Linked DNA regions of Homo sapiens: region 1 is linked to region 2. Evidence: chromatin loops called from intact Hi-C (ENCODE). Cell type or tissue: spleen. All regions are shown on one strand. Links, peaks and the distances in the headings refer to the core of each region. The heading gives the core; the rest is flanking DNA.

What was found. Hi-C counts contacts between places; a loop is a spot of excess contacts. Peaks named below come from ENCODE experiments on the same cell type or tissue, not always from the same donor. Only the 100,000 strongest peaks of a DNase experiment are listed, where the experiment ranks them.
Region 1: it touches region 2 in a loop (2.3-fold over the local background); 3 of 110 quality-filtered maps call a loop at or near these places.

Annotation. Positions count from the first base shown.
Region 1 is chr2:200,290,114-200,302,280 of GRCh38, forward strand. No RefSeq gene overlaps it. Among named protein-coding and RNA genes, the nearest start is that of SPATS2L, 10 kb to the right of the region's middle. In spleen, for the core only: no CTCF peak of the experiment used is centred there; no DNase peak of the experiment used is centred there.
Region 2 is chr2:199,997,464-200,009,630 of GRCh38, forward strand. All of the region lies in intron 2 of LOC124906112 (a long non-coding RNA gene), which reads right to left. It overlaps LOC124907962 (a long non-coding RNA gene), which reads left to right and starts at 8,184. Exons shown (of 2, transcript XR_007088035.1): 1 at 8,184-8,314. In spleen, for the core only: no CTCF peak of the experiment used is centred there; no DNase peak of the experiment used is centred there; H3K27ac peaks cover 384 bases.

The DNA.
Region 1 (12,167 bases), core at 3,402-5,901, 290 kb after region 2:
GCATTTTTAAAAAGGGAAACTTACTGCATCACACAATTGAACGGTCTTGAAGTATTCCACCAAAGTTTGACCTGGCAATTCAATGATATCACCAAGGACTTTTCTCACTGTCTATCCTTTCTGCCATCTGCAGTGTTGGCTTCATTTCCAAGTTCCAAATAGATGCTCTCCTCTTGTGGCAGCAGTTTCAGCCCTTACAATTTTACAATCCACTGTTTGGAGGGGTAGAGAATAAATTTCTGATAGTTTCTGAACTAGTCTTGAGATGCACTCTCATCAAACCAATTTAGGTCACATTCCCCATCCATGAATCAATCTCAGAGGCTAGGAACATTGAAGGAGCTAATTTGTCAATATTCCACACCTGAAGCTAAATGTGGGCTCAGCTTTTATAAAAGTATATGGGTACCCAAAGATGTTGGTGGCTGTAGAGAACGAGATAGAGAATGGATGCTTAGAAACAACACATATGTCCATATGTATTCAGTTCTTAGCCTAAATAGCTACCCAAAAACAGACCTCTGCAAGCATTGTTTTATTGAGCCCTGGCATTCCACTATTAGAAAGTAAGCCTTGGCCCTCCACTAACATGTTAAGATGATACTTTCAGACATAATCATCATTCCTGGGCAGATTTGAGGAAGGGTGAAAGCATGAGAGCTTGGCTACCTAAGAAGAAGAAACCACCAGAAAAGGAAGTGAAGAAAAAGAGAATTGGGAGGTTAATGGCAAATGTATCTCATTAAAAAATTTGCCAAGTGTGGGCTGGGCATCCTGGTTCACGCCTGTAATCCCAGAATTTTGGGAGGCTGAGGTGGGAGGATCGCTTGAGTTCAGGAGTTTGAGACCAGTCTGGGCAACCTGGTGAAACCCCATCTCTACAGAAAATCAGCCAGGCATGGTGGCTCATGCCTACAGTCCCAGCTACTGGGGAGGCTGAGGTGAGAGGATTGCTTGAGCCCAGGAGGTCCAGGCTGCAATGAACTGTGTTTGTGCCACTGCACTCCAGCCTGAGTGACAGAGCAAGACTCTGCCCCTACAACCTCCCCCAAAAAATTGCCAAGTGGATACTTCCCACTGCCAATAATAAGTTGTCCCTGGGCTGAACTGAGCAGGCTGAGAATGTCCATTTGCTATCCCTGGCCTAAGAATGGCTTCAGGACTTCTCAGACGACTCCAGTTACCTGAGACATTTTCGTTTAAATTCTGGTGGGCCACTCCAAGGAAGGAACATAAATCTAATCCAGGAATTCTCTCTTTAATAAATTGAAATTAAAAAGATCTGTAATCAGCCATCCTCTTTCAACTTCCTACTAAATCACACAGATATACACATATTGTTAAAGGTATTCTATTCTTGCTAGGGCCAAAATTTATACAGAAAAGATGCTTCATGAAATAACCCTGAATTTTCCCTAATGTATGAATTTAGAGTTAGGAGCATTCTAAGGTGTCAATTAGGCACGTTCATCCATAGTTCATACCTACCCTGCCTCCCATTCCTCCTCCCCACAACCCTACTGAACGCCCAGGAGCTATCTGGATCAAAGCAAGCTTATAGAACTCAAATTGGATAAGACAGTAAACCATCGGAGCAGAAAAGCAAGGGTGTTGACTTATTCCTCTACTATAAAAATAAGAAAGTTAATGAGACACTTCAAAATTAGAATAAGTAAAGAATGTATTTTTAAGAATTAAGTGGCCGGGCGCGGTGGCTCACGCCTGTAATCTGAGCACTTTGTGAGGCCGAGGCGGGTGGATCACGAGGTCAGGAGATGGAGACCATCCTGCCTAACACGGTGAAACCCCGTCTCTACTAAAAATACAAAAAAAAAAAAAAAAAAGAAAGAAAAAAAAAAGAAAATTAGCCGGGCGTGGTGGCGGGCACCTATAGTCCCAGCTACTAGGGGGGCTGAGGCAGGAGAATGGCGTGGACCTGGGAGGCGGAGCTTGCGGTGAGCCGAGATCGTTCCACTACACTCCAGCCTGGGCGACAGAGCGAGACTCCGTCTCAAAAGAACAAAAACAAAAACAAAAAAGAATTAGGCAAGCAATTCGTTTGGGCTGTTGGCATATTAATCTTTAAAAATTTTAAAGTAAAGCCTCTACCTATTCACAGCAAGAAGAGACTTTCTTATAATTTTTAAAATATATGTTTCAACAAATTAAATGTCCATATACAAAAAAACACTTCATAACTGCTACCATATATAAAATATAACTCAAAATGGATTGTAGACCTAAATATAAAATCTAAAATTATAAAATATCTGGAAACAAACATAGAAGAAAGTATTTGTGACCTTTGGTTGGCAAGGATTTCTTGGATAAGATACCAAAAGCACAATCCATAAAAGAACAAATTTGACTCCATTAAAATTTAAAACTTCTGCTTTTCAAAAGACACAGTTAAAAGAATGAACACACAAGCCACAGACTGGGAGAAAATATTCATAAATCATATATCTGATAGAAAACCTGTATTCTGAATATATAAAGAACTCTCAAAACTCAGTAATAAGAAAATAACACATTTTTTAAATGGGCAAAAGAAATGAACAGACATTTCACCAGAGAAGATATTTATACAGAAAAGATGGTTCATGAATAACCCTGAAGATTCTCTAATGTACCAATTCAGAGTTAGATACGGATGACATTTAAGCATATAGAAATATCCTCAGCATAATTAGTAATTAGTCACTAGGAAAATGCTAATTAAAGCTCCTATGAGTTACCACTTTACACCTATTTAGAATGATTAAAATGACTGACCATATCAAGTGTCGGTGAGGATGTAGAGGAACAAAACGCTCATAGAATGCCGTGTGAATGTAAAATAGTTGAACTGTGGAAAAAGTTTCTTATAAAGTTAAACATATACCTACCATATAATCCAATCATTCCATTCTTAATTTACCCAAGCACAGGGAAAGCATATGTTCCCACAAAGACTTTTCTGCAGATACAGCAGCTTTGTTTATAATAGCTAAAAACTGGAAACAACACATGTCTCCATCCACAGGTGAATGAATAAATAAAGTGTGGTATGCCATTACAATAGCATACTACTTAGCAATAAAAAGGAATGAACTATTGATACCTAAAGCAATGTGGATAATTCTTAAAATAATTATGCAGAGTAAAAGAAGCCAGTCCCCTCCCCAAAAAGAACATATAAAATGAGTCCATTTATATAAAATTTTATAAAATTGAAATTAATCTACCCTGACGGAAACTAGATCAGTGGTTACCTGGCAGAATGTTGGGTGAGGGAAGGTCTCCGGATCGGGAGGGAAGTAAATGAGGATGGGATTACAAAGGGACACAAAGAGAAAACTTTTAGGGGTTATAACTATGTTCCCTATCTTGACTGTGATGAAAGTTTAAAAGGCATATATATATGTCAACACTTATGCAATTGTACACTTTAAATATGTGCAATTTATTGTTAGTCAATTATACTTCTATAAAATATTAAATAAATGAAATTTAAGTATATATTTTTTGAAAATATCCAGCCATGTTGTAATTTGACAATATTTCCTGAATGTTCCCAAGCACTGAAGCTATTCTTTAAGAAGATATGAAATGTAACTCCTAACCTTCAAAGGCTTTCAGAGTTCGGAGGGCTCAAATTTTGGACTTGTGGGACTGGAGCTGTGTGTGTGTAGATTTAGGATATAGAAGTTTAGAGCTCAGGACAGATTTTTGATCTGAAAATATAGACATTAGAGTTACAGGGATACAGAGTTAATGAAATAACTTGCATGAAAGATATGCCTAGAAATAGATTCTAGATTGAGAAGTGGAAAGAACTGAGGACAGACACTAGAAACACCAACATTCAAGAGGCAGGAGAGGGAAGATAAGCCAGTCTGAGACTGAAAAGAAATAAGCGGAAAGTTTGGATGGGAACTCAGAGCAGCAGCACAAGGAGTAGAGCATTCTCAAAAGGAGGACAGTGTCAAATGACTCAGGAGGGATGCCAAAGATAAGGAGTGAACAGTGTCAATCGAATTTAGCAATTATGTCTCCAGTGGCCTTGGTGAGAGCACTTTTTGTGTCACTGCATTGAGGAAGCCAAACACTGGTACACTAATATTCTTGCTTTGCATGTTGGTTATTGTAAAGGAAGCAGAAAAGAAACAGTTGGATATTTGAATTATTCCTTCTCAGACAGGACATTACAGCACACCAGAGCATTGAAAAGATGATGTTCATGTGTCTAGACTTCTGTCTCTCAATTCTCTGCTCTCTTTTCCCCCATGTGAACACAATCATAGTCTCCTAATTTTGATCAAAATGCATGGCAGTCATCGCTCCATTATCCTCTTTCTCCTTCACTCAAGTCCCTGAGCCCCTTATTCCTTTCCAGTTCCACCTCTCCCCTTCAAGTTGCCAGAAAGAGTGGTCCCTGTCCACCACTTCCACTTCTTTACACTCTTTCCTCTCCTGTCATCTTCATGCACCCAGGAATCTGGTCCTGATAGGAGGGGGAAGTTTAGAGTGCTAGAACAGGAAGGGCCTAGAGTATGATCACCAGGCTTCTTAGCCAGATGCTATTAATTTCCCCAATGAGAATGACACTAAAATATCTCTGAAATATTTGCTCCTTTATGTCCATGGCTGCAGATGCAGTTCATTCGCTCTTTGATATAATGACCTACCTGGTCCCCTCCCCTGAGATGGCCCTTACAGCCATCTTACACCTGCTCACAGCTGCAGGCATTTGGCTGCTTTCTGTAGGCCATGGCTGTTCTGCCTGTGGCTTATTGGGAAAAGAGAATGCTGGTGGAAGCGTTTTGGATTTGGATTTGAGTAGCTCTCTCTTTCAGTGAACTAGGCTTTGAGGAGTGTTGCTAGTGTGGTTTTCATCTTATGTTCTGGTCCTAGCAACTAGGCTTCTTTCTTTCTCCCTGCCTTGTACTAGAATTCTTGAAACATAATCCCCTTCTCTGCTTCCTATTCCTCAGTGCCTGATTTGTTACCTGGCTACATCAGACAGGAATTCCAATTGGCTGCTTGTAACCAAAGTAGGAAATAACAGTGGTTTAAATAAAAGTTTTTCTGTCACATAAAAAGCATCCAAAGTAGATAGTCCCAGACTGTTCAATGGCTCCTCAGTAGTCAGAGACCAAGATGGGTTCTTACTGGAACACCAGCCTTAGCACTGGTTTCTATTTTCTCCCTCCCTTCCTTCCTTCCTTCCTTCCTTCCTCCCTTCCTCCCATTCTTTCCTTTCTTTCTCTCCCTCCCTCTTTCTTTCTTTCTCTCTTGTCAGGGTCTCGCTCTGTCACCCAGGCTGGAGTGTAGTGCTGCAATCACAGCTCATTATAGCCTCGAAGTCCTGCAAGCAATCCTCTTGCCTCAGCCTCCTGAGTGGCTAGGACCAGAGGTGCACACCACCATACCCAACTAATTAATTTAACTTTTTGTAACCTGGCCTCAAGTGATCCTCCTGCCTCAGTCTCCCAAAGCACTGGGATTACAGGTGTAAGCCACCACTCCTGGCCTTTGTTTTCATTTTCAAGCTTGCCTCCTGGCCCAAATTGTCTGTTGAAGCTCCAGCCATCAGGGTTGTCTTCCAAGGAAAAAACTGGAGAAAGGGGGAAAGCAGGCAAAAGGCATAAAGCAGTCATTTGTCCTCTTTTTACAGAACGTTCCAGAGATTTCCATCTAGAAACTTACACTTGTATTTCATTGGCTAAAAATTAGTCATATGGCCAAACTTTGCTGTGCTAACAGAATGAAACCAGGGTTCTAAGTAAAAAGGAAACAGTAGATTTTGGGTGGGGAACTAGCAGCCTCTAACAGAATTATTCAGCTTAGAAACTTGCCATTTTCATTATATCCTCCTTCTTTCCCTGAACCAGTGTCCTGTCTTATCTCTCTGACTTGATATCTCCTGATAGATTTCTCTACATCTGCCTGCCTGCTGACCACTCACCTGGGCCTCCAAACACAGTCTGCTTCAAATGTTTCTATTGCTATGTTTATCGACATAATTGTTCAATTGCTTGATTTCTCCTTATTGACCTTCCAGGCTGTTGACACCAGGCTCAGATTACTTTGTCTATTAATTCCTGGTAAACAGTACTTTCTAGTACTGCCAAAGATGCTTACAGTTCCCCTGGGGAGGGGGAGATAAGCATATTACACAAGAGGTAAGTGTGGAAAAGGGGCCAGGACAATTAGTCATTAGTTCATCTGGTTGAAACACATCTACTCCTGGGCAAGAGCTCCTTACCCTGCTTGAACTGCAGCATCTTCCTCTCTTCTCCTCCCTTGTCTATTCAGTCATGATTTCTAGAATACGCCCTGTACTTAAGATTTTCATTCTCAACTTGATAACTGGATTGCAACCTTCATACATTTCTCCTCTTGGTAGACTTCTTGCCTCAGAATCATTTTCTGACTGTAAGTCTTCAGTCTTCAAAGTCCTCTTGAAATTATGTTTTCTTGACTTTCTCCTTCACTTGGTCTATCAGACACCTATTTTCATTAGTAGCATTTCCAGGCTTTACCCTGAGACTGACGATAAACAAGTTTGTTTACTTCTAGTGGTTCGTTAGAGCAGGCTTGTATTGGCTTGGGAGAGCTGTTTGTTAAAAACAAAATAATTATAAAAATATAACTTGTTAAAGTGTTGGTAGCTTGAAATTAGCCATGGTGGGAGTATGTACCACATGGAAATTGGCAAACACTATTAATCAGGGCTTTCTTTTTTCCCGAAAGGGTGTCTACCAGCACGCCATTGCTTGTTTCACCCCGTCATTACCCCCTGAATGCGCGCGCACGCACACACACACACACACACCCACACGACACTTCTCATCCCAGATCCTTATCTCTTCAGCCTACCTTAGCCTCCAGCTTACAGATAACCCTTCCACACTCAGCTATAGCCAGTGATTCAACATTTCATAATGGAATATATATTTTGAAAATACATCCTGGACCCTAAAGACTTTTCCAAGACTGCTGACCACGCTATTTGAGAACTGCTAATGTAGTCCATCTGTCTGCCTTCAGAACACATGTAATCATATGGAGGAATCATTTGCTGGGGAAAAACCTACATCCTGGTATTTCAGTAGAAGGAATTTATTGATCAACATCAGAGATGACTCATCACAGAATATTAACTTCTGTGAAGTTAATATTGGGTGAAAGATGACCAATTAATGATTACAGGTATTTCAGAAAGCCTGGTGCAAGCTGTGCAATAATCAAGCTGCATGAGCCAACCAAAACGTCAAGATGCTTTGCCTTTGACAGGAATTGTATCAATTCACATCATGCCATTACCTCTTATTGATCAGGACCTCCGTTCCACGTGTCTTCGATTAATAACAATGAAAAATGAATTAATTATTACTTATAATTACAGTATTTTAGTAAACAAAATCATTCAACTCATGGAAGAAAAATAATAAAAAAGATTATGAAAGCCTGGGAACCACTAGACTATGCCAATTTTTGATTACATTAAGAAGCTAATATTTCTTTGTTTAAAAACATGTAGCGGTTGCTAATATTATAGACTAGAGCACATGCTGTGGAGGCAGACTAATTGGGTCGTATTAGAACTTTGCCACTTAGCCCTGTGATTTGGGGCAAATTGCTTAATCTCTCTGTGCCTTAGTTTTCTCATCTGTAAAGTGGAAATAAAAGCATCTATCTCACACGATGACTGTGAAATTAAAATGAAAAAACACATTAAATGCTCAGAACGGTGGTTAGCATGTAGTAAATAATTAATGAACATTTGCTCTCATCTTCATCCTTGATATTATTTTTGAAGCAGTTTTATTGTACCAGGAACTGTGCTATAGGCTGTACATGCAATCTCCTCTAACCTTATCATTAAGCCCATTTTATGAGTAAGGAAACTGACCCTCAATAGAAATGATGTAACTTTTCCACGGTCTTGGGCTAGTAAGTGTGAAAGAGGTTGGCTCAATATCTTTTAGGAGATTTCATTTAAATGGTAGAAAGATGTAAAACCACAGCTTGCATTGGAATTCAAGCCATCCTGATATTTAATATTCTACTGGGAAATTCTTACCTCATAGTCAACTGAACCCGTGCATGTGGTAGCATAAACTATTCTCGTTCTGTCTTCAGCGGAGACAGAAGAGCTCACTCATAAACATCCCTGTGTTTTCGCTTGAACTGTTATTAAGTTGCCCTCCTGACTTGTCTTCTGCAGGTTTTACAAACACACAGCTCCCATAGGCCTTCCCCATGAATCCTATTTGTTAGCCACAGAATAATCTCCACAAAAGTATTTTCACTTTCTCTAACAGTAATTTTTAACTTAGACTTTAAATCTAAAGTTCATTACTAGCGTAAGTAGAGCACAATATCCTTTGGCTGAACTGGCTTCATTTATGAAGAAGCTGAATATAAAGATCCTTTCTGTCTTGGACTTTCTTATTCCACCTTCTTATTTAAAAGCTGCTGCCTACAATGCACCACAATGTATATAATAAGTATTTTAATAAGTATTTTTTTAAGTTTCAAGTTGCATGTCATTTTGTGTCACAGGGGTGAGTCTAGACTCACATTTAGTTGTGCAATCAGGAAGACAAATGACAGTGGGAATATTTTTAAAAAACACCTATTATATCACTATCCATTCATTCACTTTTTCTGGGCCAGTCACTGTGCTAGACACCAGGACCAAAGAACACAGTCCCTGCTCAGGGAGCGCATAAGTCCCACAAAGGAGGCCAATATACAGTTACCTAGTTATTGTGATAGAGCAATGCACAGGAATCAATAGGAACATGCGGAAAGGAGCAGCGAAGAGACCCTGGAATGTAGAGGTAATATAGTCTGATCAAGAATGCTAGGGAGCCAGTCAGAAGCCCTGGCTCTAATCCCACTTTTACAATTAATTATTATGCCATCTGTTAATGGCTGAATTGTGCCATCCCAAAAAAGATCTGTTGGAGTTCTAACCCCTAGTACTTCAGAATGACCTTATTTGGAGATAGGGTCTTTAAAATGAGGTCCTTGGGGTGGGCCCTAATTCAATATAACTGATGTCCTATGAAAAGGGGGAAATTTGGACATAGAGACAGACATATGTAGAGGGAAGATGATGTGAACAGACACAGGGAGAACATGGGCATCTGTAAGCTATGAGAGACCTTTCCTTCACAGTTCTCAGAACAAACCAACCCTGCCCGTATTTTCAGCCTCCAGAACTGTGAGACAACTTTCAGCCTCCAGAACTGTAAGACAATATATTCCTATTGTTTAAGCCACTCAGTTTGTGGGTTTTTATTACAACATCCCTAGCAAACTAATATGCCATCTCAGTGTCACAAGCATATCCCAAGCTTCAGATACCACACTAGGCAAGGCCAGTCCCACATTTGGGAAAATTTGGGCAAAAGCACTCAGAGCACGACTAACCAGAAACATGCCTGCATCTGCCTGCAGCTTGTTCTTATGCTGTGACCCAGATGAATTCAAAGGTTTCTCTTTAAATACTGAATTTGAGTCTATGACAAGACCCATTAAACCTCCCCAGTGTGACATCCAGAAACAACACCAGTAGTCCTTTGCTTATAAGGTAAATAATATATACTATTGTAGATAATTTTAGAGTACAAGCTAAATTCAATAAAAATAAACTTTGTGTTAAATAACAGATCAACATGACATTACTTAAAACAAATGGTTAATAAACATGCAAGATTTTCTATCTCACTGGTAATCAGATTTGAGAAAAAAACTGCTCTTGGCAAACGGAAGATGCTAATACAGTTCACCATTGAACACTGTGAGGGTTAGAAGTGTTGACCCCCATGCAGTCAAAAATCTGAGTATAACTTTTGACTCCGAAAAACTTAACTATTAATAGCCTACTATTAACTGTAGGGCTTACTAATAACGTAAACAGTAGATTAGTTGGTTATATGTATTATATACTGTATTTTTACAATAAAGGCAGAGAAAAAATGTTATTAAAAATTATTATAAGAGAAAAAATATTTTTTATTCACTAAGTGGAAGTGGATCACCATAAAGGTCTTCATCCTTACTGTCTTCATATTGAGTTGATTGAGGAGGAGGAGGAAGAGGAGGGCTGGTCTTGCTGTCAGGGGTGACAGAGGCAGAATAGGTGGAGGAAGTGAAAGAAGAGGCAGAAGAGGCAGGCACATTAGATGTAAATGTTATTGAAAAAAATCCACATGTAAGTGGACCCGCACAGTTCAAATCCATGTTGCTCAAGGATCATCTGTACACATCAGAGAACAAATGCATGCATCCTGAATGAGTGATAGCCTGTTCACTTAGAATACACAACTGGTTCCATTTGTCTTTCTGTTGGCACAATCTGAACCTAAAATTATCTTCCTAGAATACACAGTGACATGAAACCTGTAAAACAAACAAACAAAGAAAAAACCCCTCTATTAGGTACATGTTCATTTCAGGCAACTCTTCTGAGGACAGAAGGTTTGAACATAAAAAATGCCTGAAACAATGAAAAGATAACCTAATATTTAGCTCCTGTATAGACTGAAAAAGTTCAGCCAAAGTGCATTGTTTGGGTTTCTTCTTTCCAACATGTTTTACCCTCAGGCCAGCAAGGTTATACTTTCTCTTCTCACCCCAAGTCTTCATCTTTTCTGGAAAATTTCCAAGCTGAGCCCTGGTCTCAGGTCATAACAACTTGATCTGCTGCACCAGAACACCAAGGGAGTGAGTCATCCCTTTGGATTTGCCTCGGCAGGTCTTCAACAAGTCTTTGTTTCTCTGCCTATCCATCCCTCAACTGCTTGACATTGGCCAGTGTCCATGATGGGTTTTTCTTCTAGTTTCTGTTGCCTTCCATCTTTTTACTTTTTAAAAAATTATAATGATAAAGAAGCGCACAAAGTTAAAAGGGCAGGTTTCACCCCTTTCACCATCACCCTAAGGGTCAAAGGGTTACCAGGGTCAACAGTGTGAGTATCCTTCGAGAGACAGGAATTTCCATCCTCCCCGCCCTGCCCCCTTGCTGTTTAGAGCTCATACTGTACACAGTGTTCTGACTTGCTCTTATCACTCAAAAATATATCATGGACACTCTTCCATGTCAACACATACATAGCTCCCTCATTTTTAAACAGCTATTTATTTTTCTACAGTGTAGATGTGCCCAAATAGAGAAGTAGATGAACCATTCCTCTATTTATAAACGTGGAATGTGGTCCAAATTTTTTTGGCCCTTACAAATAATATTACAATCGGCATATCTGTAAATATATTTTGGCACACTTAATATTTCTGTAGATGAGATCACTTGTAGTGGAAAAGTGTGATTAAAGGATACATGCATTTTTAATATCTATAGGTTCTGCAAATTACTTTCCAAAAATGTTTATTAATTCACACTCCAGTCAGCTAAGTATGAAAGTTCCTATTTCTTATAGATGCAAACACCTGATAGTAAAACATATTTTTGCCAATCTGACAAATAACAGATGCTATCTTGTTTTTATTTATGCTATGATCATTGATGAAGTTGGGTATGTTTTCATATGCTTATTAGCACATAGTCCTTCTTTTGAGAATTGTCTATTTTCTTTGTCCATTTTCTTACCCTTTTGCTGCTTCTCGTTTCATACTGATTTCAAGAAGTTGTCTATATTACCCATATTAACCCTTTCCTGTTGTGTATACATGTTGCATGTATTTTCTCCCCTTAGGTAACATTGTTTATGGTACCCTTCACTTGATAGAAATGTTAAATTTTTATAGTCTTCTCTGTTTAATTTTTTTCTGTTATAGCTTGTGAAATTTTTTCATGATATTTCTAATTAGTATTATAAAGCTCTTATAAGGAGCCCTTATAGCTCCTACCTACAGTACTTACTAAGAAGCAGCCTTCGATTATAAATATTATAAATATTGTAAAAGTCTCCTATATTTTCTTTTAGTCTTTTATAGTTTTTTATGTTTAGATTATTAATCCATCTGGAATTTTTTCTGGAATATGAGCTAAGACAGTGTATTAGTCATGCTTCATTCAACAGAAGGATTTTTTTTTTACTCAGATAACAATTGTGGGTGTTCAGATAACAACTGTGGGTGTTCAACAAGCAGACACAGGTATATTAAATGTTTATATTAAATGTTTTAATATCAGGTGTTTGTGAGTG
Region 2 (12,167 bases), core at 6,212-8,711:
TATAGAGCAATGCCAGTTCTAAGTAGAACTATGGCCATAGCAATTTCTCATCATCCGTGTCTATTTTTGCTGGTGTAATGGTTAGATGATTGGATGGTACTCATGCCATGCTGGTTAAAAATATCTTTTAATGTCACCCTTGGTTGCCAGCCCATTCTCTTCTCGGGTCATGGCTTGCTTTTGAAGTTGGACAGAGAGGAGTAGTGGACCTGAAAACTAGAGGCCTCAGGGTTTCCAGTAATAGCTGAGGAATCTGCAGGACCAAGGGAACCTGGCCACTGGACGCCTCCCCTTCCAGACCATGCCTCAGTAGCCAAGACCCCGGAAGTCTCTGCCCAAATGTCCTGAGCCAATTTTCAGGGCTTGCATGAGCCTCTGCACAGGTCTGTCCTTCTGAGTGTGGACAGGCTCCCCCAATGTACTCCTCAATCTGATCGGTGGCCAAAACAACAGACACTTGTGAGGAGTGTGGATGGAGCTTGGACATGGAGACAGGGGTGTCCACACGTGAGATCTTGAGGCCCTCATACTGCGGGATGGAAAAGAAAGGCCCACTATATCCTGGAAAGGGACTCTGAGAAGTCTGAGGAGTTCTAAATTCAAAACTAGCCTTCAAGGTCAGTGTGAAGTGTATTTGTCAAGATATGAGGATATAATATATTTTATTTAAGTGCTCTGTTAGATTCCTTGATCCTTTTAAATATTTAGATATCAGGCATATGGATTTTCATTTGTCCTCCGGCTCCCACAAATATTAGGGGTGTGTATGCAAGAAACACAGGGATCGTTCTGGCAGAGGTGCATCTTGCAGACATAGCAATGGAGATTTCAGTCCTGATCTAATGAGTCAATGCCACGCATGCCAGAAAGGCCTTCCACAGCATGGTCAGAGGCCAGACAGCAGGAGGGTCCAGGCCTCTTCTTAACAGTCAGCACCAAGGACTGGAGGGCTTTGCATTGACAGCATTTCAGACTGGGTTCTCTTCTCTCCAGTAAGCACTGCCACTATGACTTTCCTCCTACAGTACTGTGTATAGGTGAAATAGTATCATTAAAAATATTCAAAAGCAAGGTCTCTGTGGGCCAGTCAGCACCTGATGCTGACATGTGCAAACAAAGGATTTACTTTATGTATTCATCACATCTACCCTGTGAGGGTGGGAAGGGAAGGCTTCATCATTTCCATTAGCAGATGAGAAAACCAAGGCTTAGTGAGGTTAAATAACTCCAAGATCTCCCAGTAAAGAGAAGGAAGGATCTAAACAAGAAGCTAGGCCTTTTAACTCCGAGTTTAGTACCCTTTCCACTCCACATAGTCCCAATTTAACTCAGAAACAGAAATGCTATAAGAAATCTCCAGCATTTCTTTCCTGAAAGAGTTTATGAACTGCGTTTGGTCAAAGGTTAGCATGTCTATTTATGAAGCTTCTTTAGTTCTGGTTGGTTAATGACATTTAATCGCACGTTCCTTGCAGTGGGCCAGGATAATGGAGAGAGATGCACAGGGGTCAACTAACAACATGCAATTTGATAAAATTCCAAGGCTTTTATGGAGCACAACTGATCCATTATATAAGATTTCATAAGCCAAAGGTAAAATTAAAGTGAGAAAAACTGCCTAAAAATGTCAGGTAGGTGTAGTAGACCATGCAGTTACCTTTTTCTCAGGCAGTTTCAGAAACTGATAACTTAGCAAGATTGGAAACTTTATGTGCAAATGTTGGATGTATAAAATAAGTCAGTAATCAGAGTCGCCAGTGTTCCTTCTCATAAGCTGGTATCTTTGATATCTCCAGTGAGTCAGATAATGAGTCTTTGTAGGACTCACCAGGAACTTCCCTCTGACTCTTCATGGTGCTGAGGTTGCTATCCCTAAAGTGCTGTAGAGTTACGGTAGCAGTTAATTTATGCTGTGTAACAAACCAATCCCCAAAATGTACTGATTAAAATAATCATTGATTGGCTTATGATTCTGTAAGTTGGCCCTTTGGGCTGTACTCATATGGGCAGTTCTGCTGGTCTGACCCAGGCTTACTCATGTGGTTGCAATCCGCTTGAGGGCAGGATGGGTGGCCGTGGCCTGCTTCCACATCTTCTTTTCCTCTAAGAGGCTAGTTCAAGCTTGCTTGCATAGTTTCCAAGCAGCAATTCTGAACCCCAATGTGCACGTGTTTCAAATGTCTCTTTGCATCACATTTGCTAATGTCCCATTGACAAATGCAGGTCACAGGACCAAATGGCAATGGGAGGAAATTCAAAGAAATTGTGGCTTTTCATTTCTTTTTTTTTCCCCCCTTGCAAATCTACTGCAGTCTTTTCAGGTCCATCAAAAATCTCATCTTATTATGGCAGCAGACTTGATGGCCATGATTTCATTCTCCAAATCAGGTCCAACTGCAGATGAGGTTTCACTCTTCAAGTGCAACTCCTCTTGATCTGGAAACCTATAAACTAAAAAGACAAGTTATTGCCATCCCCTCTCCCCACTTATAAATACCTTCCTTCAATGTGATATAGGGAAAGGATGAGCCAAACCAACACTCTCATTTATAGAGAGGAGGCAAAGAGAAGTCACTGGGTCATAGCAATTCTGAAATTTAACTAGGTACATGTTGCCAAGACCCCCTTGCCTGGAGGCAGCAAATGTTCTTGATTAGGATATGGTTCTACTGCCTGGGAGTAGTTCACAGTCCATTGTCTTATATGAGTTCCTGTGACAAAATATAAGATACATTAGAAAAGGGCTTAACACTTAGATAATACATAAGTCACAGATAGTTAATACTAAATGTTTATTCTGCAGACACATAGTATTCTAGAAGGTTACAGGTATAGGGCAGATTAGGATTTGATACCATGTTTGTAATCTCTCTACTGGATGAGGCAACCTAAAATGTGTGAACGCTTTCCATCCTGAGCTTTTGATTACAACCTGGTAGGTTTGGCCTGTATAGTTTGGTGCATGACTTTGGTTTTCAACAATATAGTATCTTCATACTGCAAAAAGGGCTAATTAAATGATCCTTATATTTTCAGTTGTAGTAAGATGCCCTAATACAGTGGCTGTCAGGGATACACCTTCCCTTAAGGGCCACTTGGAAATATGGGGGAGACATTTTGATTTTCACAGTGTTTGAGGGCTGTAATTGCCATCAGTTAGGTAAGTGTCAAGGATTCTCTATGTACTGCAATGTGCTGGATGATCTTGCACAGTGAATAATTGATGCATGATTGCCATGACTTTTAGATGTCCCAGAAGACAGCAATGTAGGTGAAAAACCTGTCTGCAATTATCTAAGCTTAAAGCCTAACTCGATTTTTATATAAACACAGACTATCTTGGGTACAGTTTAAATATATACTGAATTTTCCATGAGTGCAACTACCATGTGAGTGGAGGGAAGATTATACTTTGCTTTGTTGGGAACTTAACCAAGTGTTGTTAGCCACTTCAGAAAATTGTATCACTGGCAACGATATTGCTTGGGGCACTTGAGCTGCCAACACTGCACCTCTGTCTGTTGGCATTTTTAGCTGTTGCAATCATAGTAACTCTACATAGAGGCACAAACATCTGACTTCTTCATTCTGTCTTCTAATGAAGCCATGTCTGAGCTTCTCCATATTGATATGTTATTTTATTATACATTATGTTCCTTTTATTTCTTATTTAAATTACAGTTATGGCATTATATTGATTTTTAAAACATTATGTTTGAAGGTAAGATATATCATCTGTGATTTTAATCTCAAGATAATAAAGAAGGTATTGTACAATATGTGCTCTAAAAGGGGACATTAGGTCTGATAGGGTTTAGAAGCACTGCCCTAATACAAGCTTATCAGGATAGAATTTTTTCAGAGGCCGGAGGAGTGCAGGTTAAACATGAGCAAGACTAAACCATTACATGAACTCATGCCCAGGGTCATTGGTAAAAGAAAGATGGATTCGATATTGGAAAATAGATTCTGTATCTTATATGCTTAAAAACCAGATAAGACTGACAGGTTTTGACAGCACACTAATAAAGAATGTGATTTTCTTTTTCATGACTTTAGAAAAACATTTGCTTATTAGTTTTTATTTTGACATGTGCTAGAATTTATCTACGTATTTATGACTTCCTCAGATTATTCCAGTCAATGGCCTTGGGTTCCGAACATATGGAAACACTGTCCTATGCTCAGTGCCTCACGCTCCAGCTCTGGGCTTAGGCTTGGTTGGGAGGGTTGAATGGTGGTGTTGTCCCAGATGCCGATTCTCAACCTCTTGCTTCCAACCAGAAGAAGCTGCAATTCCCAGATGTCCTCTCCCAGCATTCGGACAGATGGCCCAGAAAATGTAACTCTGGCTCTGAAACTGGCTTGCCTCCAGTCCCAGCCAACATCTTGTTTCCTTGGTTTGACCCACAGTTTGGCCGTATCAACTCTACTGAGGCTTGCCTTTACCAAACTATAGCCTCCTGGGCATGTTGGTGTCACCTACTCCAAAAAGGGCGACTTGAATAAATCCTCAAAGGAGACTGATGGTCAGTGATATCCCTCATTTAGACAGAAAGTAGGAATTTGCTTATTATTTAGTCCCAGAATAATTTGTTTATCTCAGTTTGTGGAAATGAACCTTAAACAATCTGGATTTCCAAACACTTCCCTAGAATGAAGAGTTCAATCATGATGGATGGCAACTTTTTCCTCACCACAAAAAGAAGCTGGTCAATCTGCTCACCCAGCTCCTTTTCATCAGTGTGTCTCCAATGGGAACATTTCACTCGCTGCTACTTCCATACTCACCCAGGCCTAGCAAGCTGTTAATCTTTTGTAGATAGTAAATCAGCTATTTTACTTTTTTGACACCTTCCTTTTCCATCACTGCAGCACTGATACAGGCCATAAACTAACCGGTTGGCATTTTAAAAGAGCCCTTCTTTCTTCCACCCTAAATTATGTTTTTTGGTAGATGGATGTATCTTACTTGATTATGGAAGTTTTCTTTTTCAAAACTTGGTCAGGCATGCTCAGTAGGTCTATTGTAACCCATTGTTAGCCCAGCACTCTCTCTACCACTTCAAGATGAGCCAAATGATGTTTTCAAAGCCATGGGAATATTTAGACTTAAAAACATGCCTTTCTTTTGGGATGAAGAGACAATACTCCTAACCATTGTTGGAAGTATTATGGCAAAGTATTAAAGAAATGCTTCGAGGCATGGTTCTATTCAAAGCAATATACAAAGAGGGGTTCCTGAGCTTAAATGCCTGTTGGTGTCACTTTGCTTGAAGGGGACCTGCCCCAGACAGGCAAAGGAGAGATCCTCAGCAGCCATATCTTACTGAGGGGGTTTCACCTCTGTCACTAGCCGATTGACACAGCGGTGAACACCTGTTCTGAGCTGAGCAAATCAGATTCTCTCTGGAATCTCCAATTTGGAATTTTGAACCAAGACTCACAAAGATGGGATTACTCGGAGCTGAAGCACATCAAAGGCAGCACTCTAGAGAGAAAGTCCACGGATTCCTGCTGCTGAGGTTTCAGCCAGCAGACTTGGCTGTTCCCCTCATCCCCAGATTTGGGAGCTGCCTCTGCGTCCTTTCAATAAGTTACCTTTTTAACTTAACTTAGCCAGACTGTTTCTAACACTTGGAACCAAAAGAATGTTAACTAACATGCAGACAATGGCAGAGAATACCAATGTAGCAAAATGTCTGCCACGCTTAATGATAAGGGAATGAAGACAGACACTCAGTATAGAATGGGGCAGTGTTTTCATCATGGGCATCTTGGTGACCTTGGTTTTCAAATTAAAAAGTAGGCAACATGATCTGATAGATATGAGTATGCTTATGGAGGAAATAACATATTTGAAAGAAGTGTCTAGAAATACATAAGATGTTTGGTTACTCTCTATGTAAGTGTATGTACAGGACAGAAAATCACAATAGGGCATAGAGAGGAGAGGAATGATAGAGGACTCAACAAGCCACTCTAAAACAAAAACAAAATGAAACAAAAGCCCACTTTGCTTCACCCTGAAATGGCTCTGCCTTCTGGTAACGCCAGATTCAACTTTCTCTCAGGAGGAAAGCAGGAACAGCATATTAATGAGGTTTCAACTTTACATTCTTATGATCAGTGAGAACAGCCTAATATTCTCTTGATCACACTGAGTCACCTTCCTGTGCTATTTGTTTGTTTTAAATGCAGCAAAAGCTGCTTTGTCTGCAGTTCTGGAGGTCACTGGCTCCTGGGGAGAGAGGACAGGAAAACTGAAGGAGACTTTTTGCTATGTACTGCTTGGAAGGGTGCCTTTTCAGATGTGAAGGGCAGTTTGGCTTCCTAAACCTAATTATATGGAGTTGTTTCTAGGAGAATGCAGCTGCCCTACTCTACTGGCCACCTGAAAGAGTTAATGTTTCCCCCAAGTCTAGACTCAAGACAACAGAGTGCTGATGTGTACTTGGATGCCATGGCCATATTTATGATTTGCCAGATGATCCATTTGGCTTTGTAAGTTTAATGTTTTCAGGTTGATAGGTGATAATTTTGGTTGGATTTATGCATCCAATAATCAACTGGGAAATAATTCTGATTCAATAAGATACATTATACAGCAGCTCTATATCAGTAAGTAACATCTCTGGATTGCTGTATACTACTAGGAAATTGAAATTTTTTCAAGAAAACTACATCAGATTTTTGGGATGGTACCATATATTTATTTCAGACTAAAAAACTATTGCCGATAATATAAGCTGGCTAACTCAATTTAGTTTGTAGAAATGTAGTTATTTTGAGGTCTAATTAATGGATATCTTTGCTAAAATCTGAAGTGAAATGAAGATGTTCACAGACTTTGATTGAATAAAGGATAAACCAATAAAAGCAAAAGTACTATTCAATATTTCACTAGTATTCTGGCTGGTTGTAGTTTACATAATTTGAAGAAAGCAAGCAGCCACAGTTGCAGCTACAGCCAGTTAACTGTAGCTGTTAACTTTGTAATCATTGGTGTGGGAAGAAATGATTTTAGCCACAATAGGTCCTTTACCACCCCACTTTGGTAGACACTACAGTGAAATCTTGACCAGAACCCACAGCCTCTTGATTCTCTGCAAAAAACCTTATTGAATTCAGAACTGCCTCTTCCCTGAATAGAAACCATCACTGCTGGGTTGCCACAACAGTGCCAGTGACATTTTCAGAGAAATATACAAGCAGATTCAAGTTTTCAAAGATCTATATATCCTTTTCTGCTTCGATATCTTTAAACTTGCACAATAGCAAATCCATGCAGGAGGATGCACTTTAGAATTCATACGATATTAACAGTTATCAAGCACTTATTATATGGCAAACACTTTTTAGGAGGCTTGCATGTGTTAAGTCATTTAATCCTCAAGGTGGCCCCACTAAGTGGATGCAATTATTATCATTATCCCCATTTTACAGATGAGAGGATAACTAACTGGTCTAGATCTCATAAACAGAGGCAGAGCTGGGCTTCAACCCTGCATTTTGTGGCTGGGTAGGCACTTCTAAGTGCAGCACTACACTTGACTGCATGTTTTGCCCTCAAAACTATTACCGTTGATAAAGATGAACACGTTCTGAATTTTCATGTGTGCTTGAATTTCATAGCAAGTATCTATTAACAGGCTCTCCAGGGAAAGCAGATATGTTAGGAGCCTTGGAACTGGCCAAGAAACAGAGCATGTTTCTCTGAATGTCTCCCACCACTATTCTCTTGTCTTACTGATGTTTTATTAGCAGTTTTCTGTTTACATTCTTTTGTCAAACAGTATCTTCCCTCTCATAGTAAACTGCACAGATCTCAAGTGTACGGTTTGATGAATTTTGACAAATATATGACCCTGTAAATCAATATTCCAATTAAGTTATAGAACATTGCCATCACCCTAGAAAATTCTTACCCTGGAAAGTTCTCTTCAAGGTCTATAGCCCCTCCTCTTCAGGAAATCACTGCTCTGATTTCTACCTTCATATGTTAATTTCCCCTGTTACTGAACACACAGTATGTCATTCTGGGGAGTCTAGCGTCTTTCACTTAACAGAGTGTTTTTGAGATTCATTCATGTTGTTGCATCTATCAGTAGTTCCTTCTTTTTATTGCTATGTGGTATTCCATTGCATGAAAATGCCACAATTTCTTTATCTATCCTTTTGTTGATGGTTAATTTTGTTATTTTTAAATTAATAAGTGAAGCAGTAATGAACATTCTTGTTTAAATCTTTTCATGGATAAATGTTTTCATTTCTTGTAGGTAAATATCTAAGTGTGGAATTGCTGGATTATGAGGTAGGTATATTGTGAACATTGTAAAACATTCAAGTAGTTTTCCAAAGTGATTGCATCAATTCACAATCCCATTAGCCATGTATGAAAGATCCAGTTGCTCCATGTTATCTCCCACACTTGGTATTGTTAATACTTTTATTTTTCAGTTATTCTAATGGGTGTGTGGGTATTCTCATTGTAGTTTTGATTTGCATTTCCTTGTTGATTAATAATCTTGACAATCTTTTCATGAGTTTATTAACCATTTGTATATCCCTTATTGTGAAGTATTTATTTAAGTATTTTGCCCATTTTAAAACTTTGGTTGTTTTACTTTAAAATTATTGATTTGTAGGAGTAACTTATCTATCAGGGACACATGTTTTTTGTCAATGCTTCTCAGAATGGGTTTCTTAGGAAGCAGATGGAGAGGCAAATGTATGAGAAGTATTAGGGAGTGCTCTTGGGATCAACATCCGTAGGAAAAAGGAAGATTGTTAAAGGGAGAAACTGGCCACCTGTGTAGTCACAACATAGGAAATTCTGAACCTGGTGGGCCTTCAGAATTTTCCTAAGTTGCAGTGCAGGACCAAACATTTACACTCCTGAGTCAGTAAGATATTAGATGTGGACTACCCCCAAAAGGAGGTGTGACATCTTCAGCCTAGGCAATTCTTGAAGAGAGTTGTCAACTGAGAGCTGTCAGCCAACAATTTTCTAAGCAGCTCATTACATAATCCTCTAGTCTCAGAGAGGGGTCTCGGTGATGCAACATGCACTCATGATGGTTAGATACATGTATTGCAAATATTTCTCCAAGTTTATTATTCAGATTTCATTTTCTTTATAGTGTCTTTTGATAAGCAGAATTTAAAAATTGTATCCAGTTTATTAGTTTATCAATTTTTTTCCTTTAGAATTAGGTCTTCTCACATTTTAAGACAACTTTGCCTATCACAAGGTCACAAAGATATTTTCCTGTGTCTTCTTTTAGGGACTTTATAGTATAGCTTTTAAGTTTAAGTGTGCAATCCATCTTGAGTTAATTTTTGGGAATGTAAGGTATTCATCATGGTCCTTCTTTTTCCCATATGGATATCCAAATGTTCCAGCACCATTTGTTATTGATCTATTAGTCTATTCTGATACCAGTATTACATTCTCTTAATCACTGTGGCTTTATTGACAATATTGCAATTAGGTAGTGTATGCCTGCCAGATTTGGTTACCCTTTTCAAGATTGTTTAGTACCTTTGATGCTTGAACAACATGGATTTAAACTGCACAGGTACACCTAAACATGAATTTGTTTTCAATAAATACATTGAAAATTTTTTTGGAGATTTGTGACAATTTGAAAAAACTTACAAAAGAACCACGTAGCCTAGAAATACCCCCCAAATTAAGAAAAAGTTAGATATGTCATGAAGGCATAAAACATACATAGATACTAACCTATTTTATCCTTTACTACCATAAAATACACATAGATCTTTTCTAGAAAGTTAGAATTTATCAAAACTTATGCATATAAGCATTTACAGATCATAGATGGTGCCACTCACAGTCCAGAGAAATGTACACAAATGTAAAGATGCAGTATTGAATCACAACTACATAAAATTCACTGTTGTACATATTGTACTACTGTCATAATTTCATAGCTACCTCCTGTTGCTATTTCCATGAGCTCAAATGTTGCAAGTATCTGCTTAAAATGCCATGTGATGCTAATCATCTCCACATGAGCAGTTTGTCTCTTCAGTATATTGCAAATTGCAGTGGAAAGTGATTTCTCTCAGTTCTTGCATATTTTTCAATGAGTTAAGTGCAACAGCATAGACCTTGAGTAACACCATGGGACCCATACAAAGTGCCACTAGTGATGCTGGAAGCACTCCCAAGAAGCAGAGAAAAATTATCACACTACAATAGAAAGTCGAATTGCTTGATATGTACCATAGATTGAGGTCTGCAGCTATGGTCACCCACTATTTCAGACAGACAATCAATCCTGTAAACAGACAATGCAAACTTACAGTATCAATAAATACCATGTGTACTGTAAATGTATTACCTCTTCCTTATGATTTTCTTAATAGCATTTTTTCTCTAGCTTACTTTATTGTAAGAATACAGTTTCTTATAGTACATATAACAAACAAAATAAGTGTTAATTGACTATTATCAGTAAGGCTTCCAGTTAGTAGTTAAATTTTTTGAGAGTCAAAAGTTATATGCAAATTTTTAAGTGCATGGGGGTTGGTGCCCCTAACCCTCATGTTGCACAAGGGTCAAGTGTTCTAAGTTGTTTAGTATTCATCGTACATTTTAGTATCAGCATGTCAATTTCTACAAAAGGATATGCCAGTATTTTGTTGGAATTGTATTGAATTTACAGATCATTTGAGGAAAATGGCAGGCAGAATAATTTTTCCCTTCCCCTCACCCCCTGCCAAAGACGTTCATATTCTAATCCTTGGAACTTGTAAATAAGTTAGGCTATGTGGCAAAGGGAAATTAAGGTTGCAGATGTAGTTAAGTTTGCCACCCAATTAACCTTAAAATAGGGAGGCTATCCCGGCTTATCTGGATGGGGCCAGTGTGATCACAGCAGTCCTTAGCTATGGAAAAGGGGTGCAGAAAAAGAAGTCAGAATGATGCAATACAAAAAAAACTTGACATGCTGTTGTTGACGTTTCAAAACAGAGGAAGAGGCCATGAGCCAAGGAGAGTGGGTGGCCTCTAGAAGATGGAAAAGACAAGGAAATGGATTCTTCCCCAGAGCCTCCAGAAGGAATAGAGTCTTGACACCTTTATGTTAGCCCAGTGAGACCCACATCTGACTCCCTGATCTACCGAGCTGTAAAATAAGGAGTTTGTATTATTTCAACTGACTAAACTTTTGGTAAATTATTAAACAACCATAAGAAACTACTACAAGGGATAATTGATATCTTCACAATATTGAATCTTTCAATCTGTGAAAATGGTATGGCTCTCCATTTATTTAGATTTTCTTTCTCTCACCAATGTTTTATAGTCGTCAGTCTAGCAAACGTGTATCTGTCATTAAATTTATTCCTAGGTATTTTATGTTTCTTGATTGCTACTATCCATCATTTAAAAAATGTTATCTTCCAGTTGTTTGTTGCTGACTTCGCTTGTGAGACCTAGAAGAGTTTTGTAGATTCTTTTGCATTTTCTAGGTATATAATCATATCATTTGTGAATAAAGAGTTTTACTTATTCGTTCCCAATATTTATGCATTTTATTTTATTCTCTTGCCATGTTGTAGTATTGGCTGGGACTTCCAGTGCAATGCTGAATGCAAGTGATAAGAACAAACTGTTTTTTGTTATTTCTGAACTTAGAAGGATAGTATCCAAAATTTCACTATTAAGTCTTTTGTAGCCATAGAGTTTTCATGTCAGATTATTAAAGTTTCCTTCTATTTATATTTCCGGAGAGATTTTACTACAAAGGAGTTGAATTTTGTTAAATTATTGTTCTATATCTATGAAGAAGGTTACATGGTGATTCTCCTTTATTCTGTTAATGTGATGAACTTTTTTTTTTTTTTTGAGACAGAGTCTTGGTCTGTCGCCCAGGCTGGAGTGCAGTAGTGAGATCACGGCTCACTGCAGCCTTGAACTCCTGGGCTCAAGTGTTCCTCCTGCCTCAGCATCCCGAGTAGCTGAGACTACAGGTGTGTGCCACCATGCTCAGCTAATTTTAAATTATTTGTAGAGATAGGATCTCCCTATGTTGCCCAAGCTGATCTCAAACTCCTGGGCTCAAGCAACCCTCCTGCCTTGGCCTCCAAAAGTGCTGGGAGTACAGGCATGAACCACCACACCTCACGACGAGTTA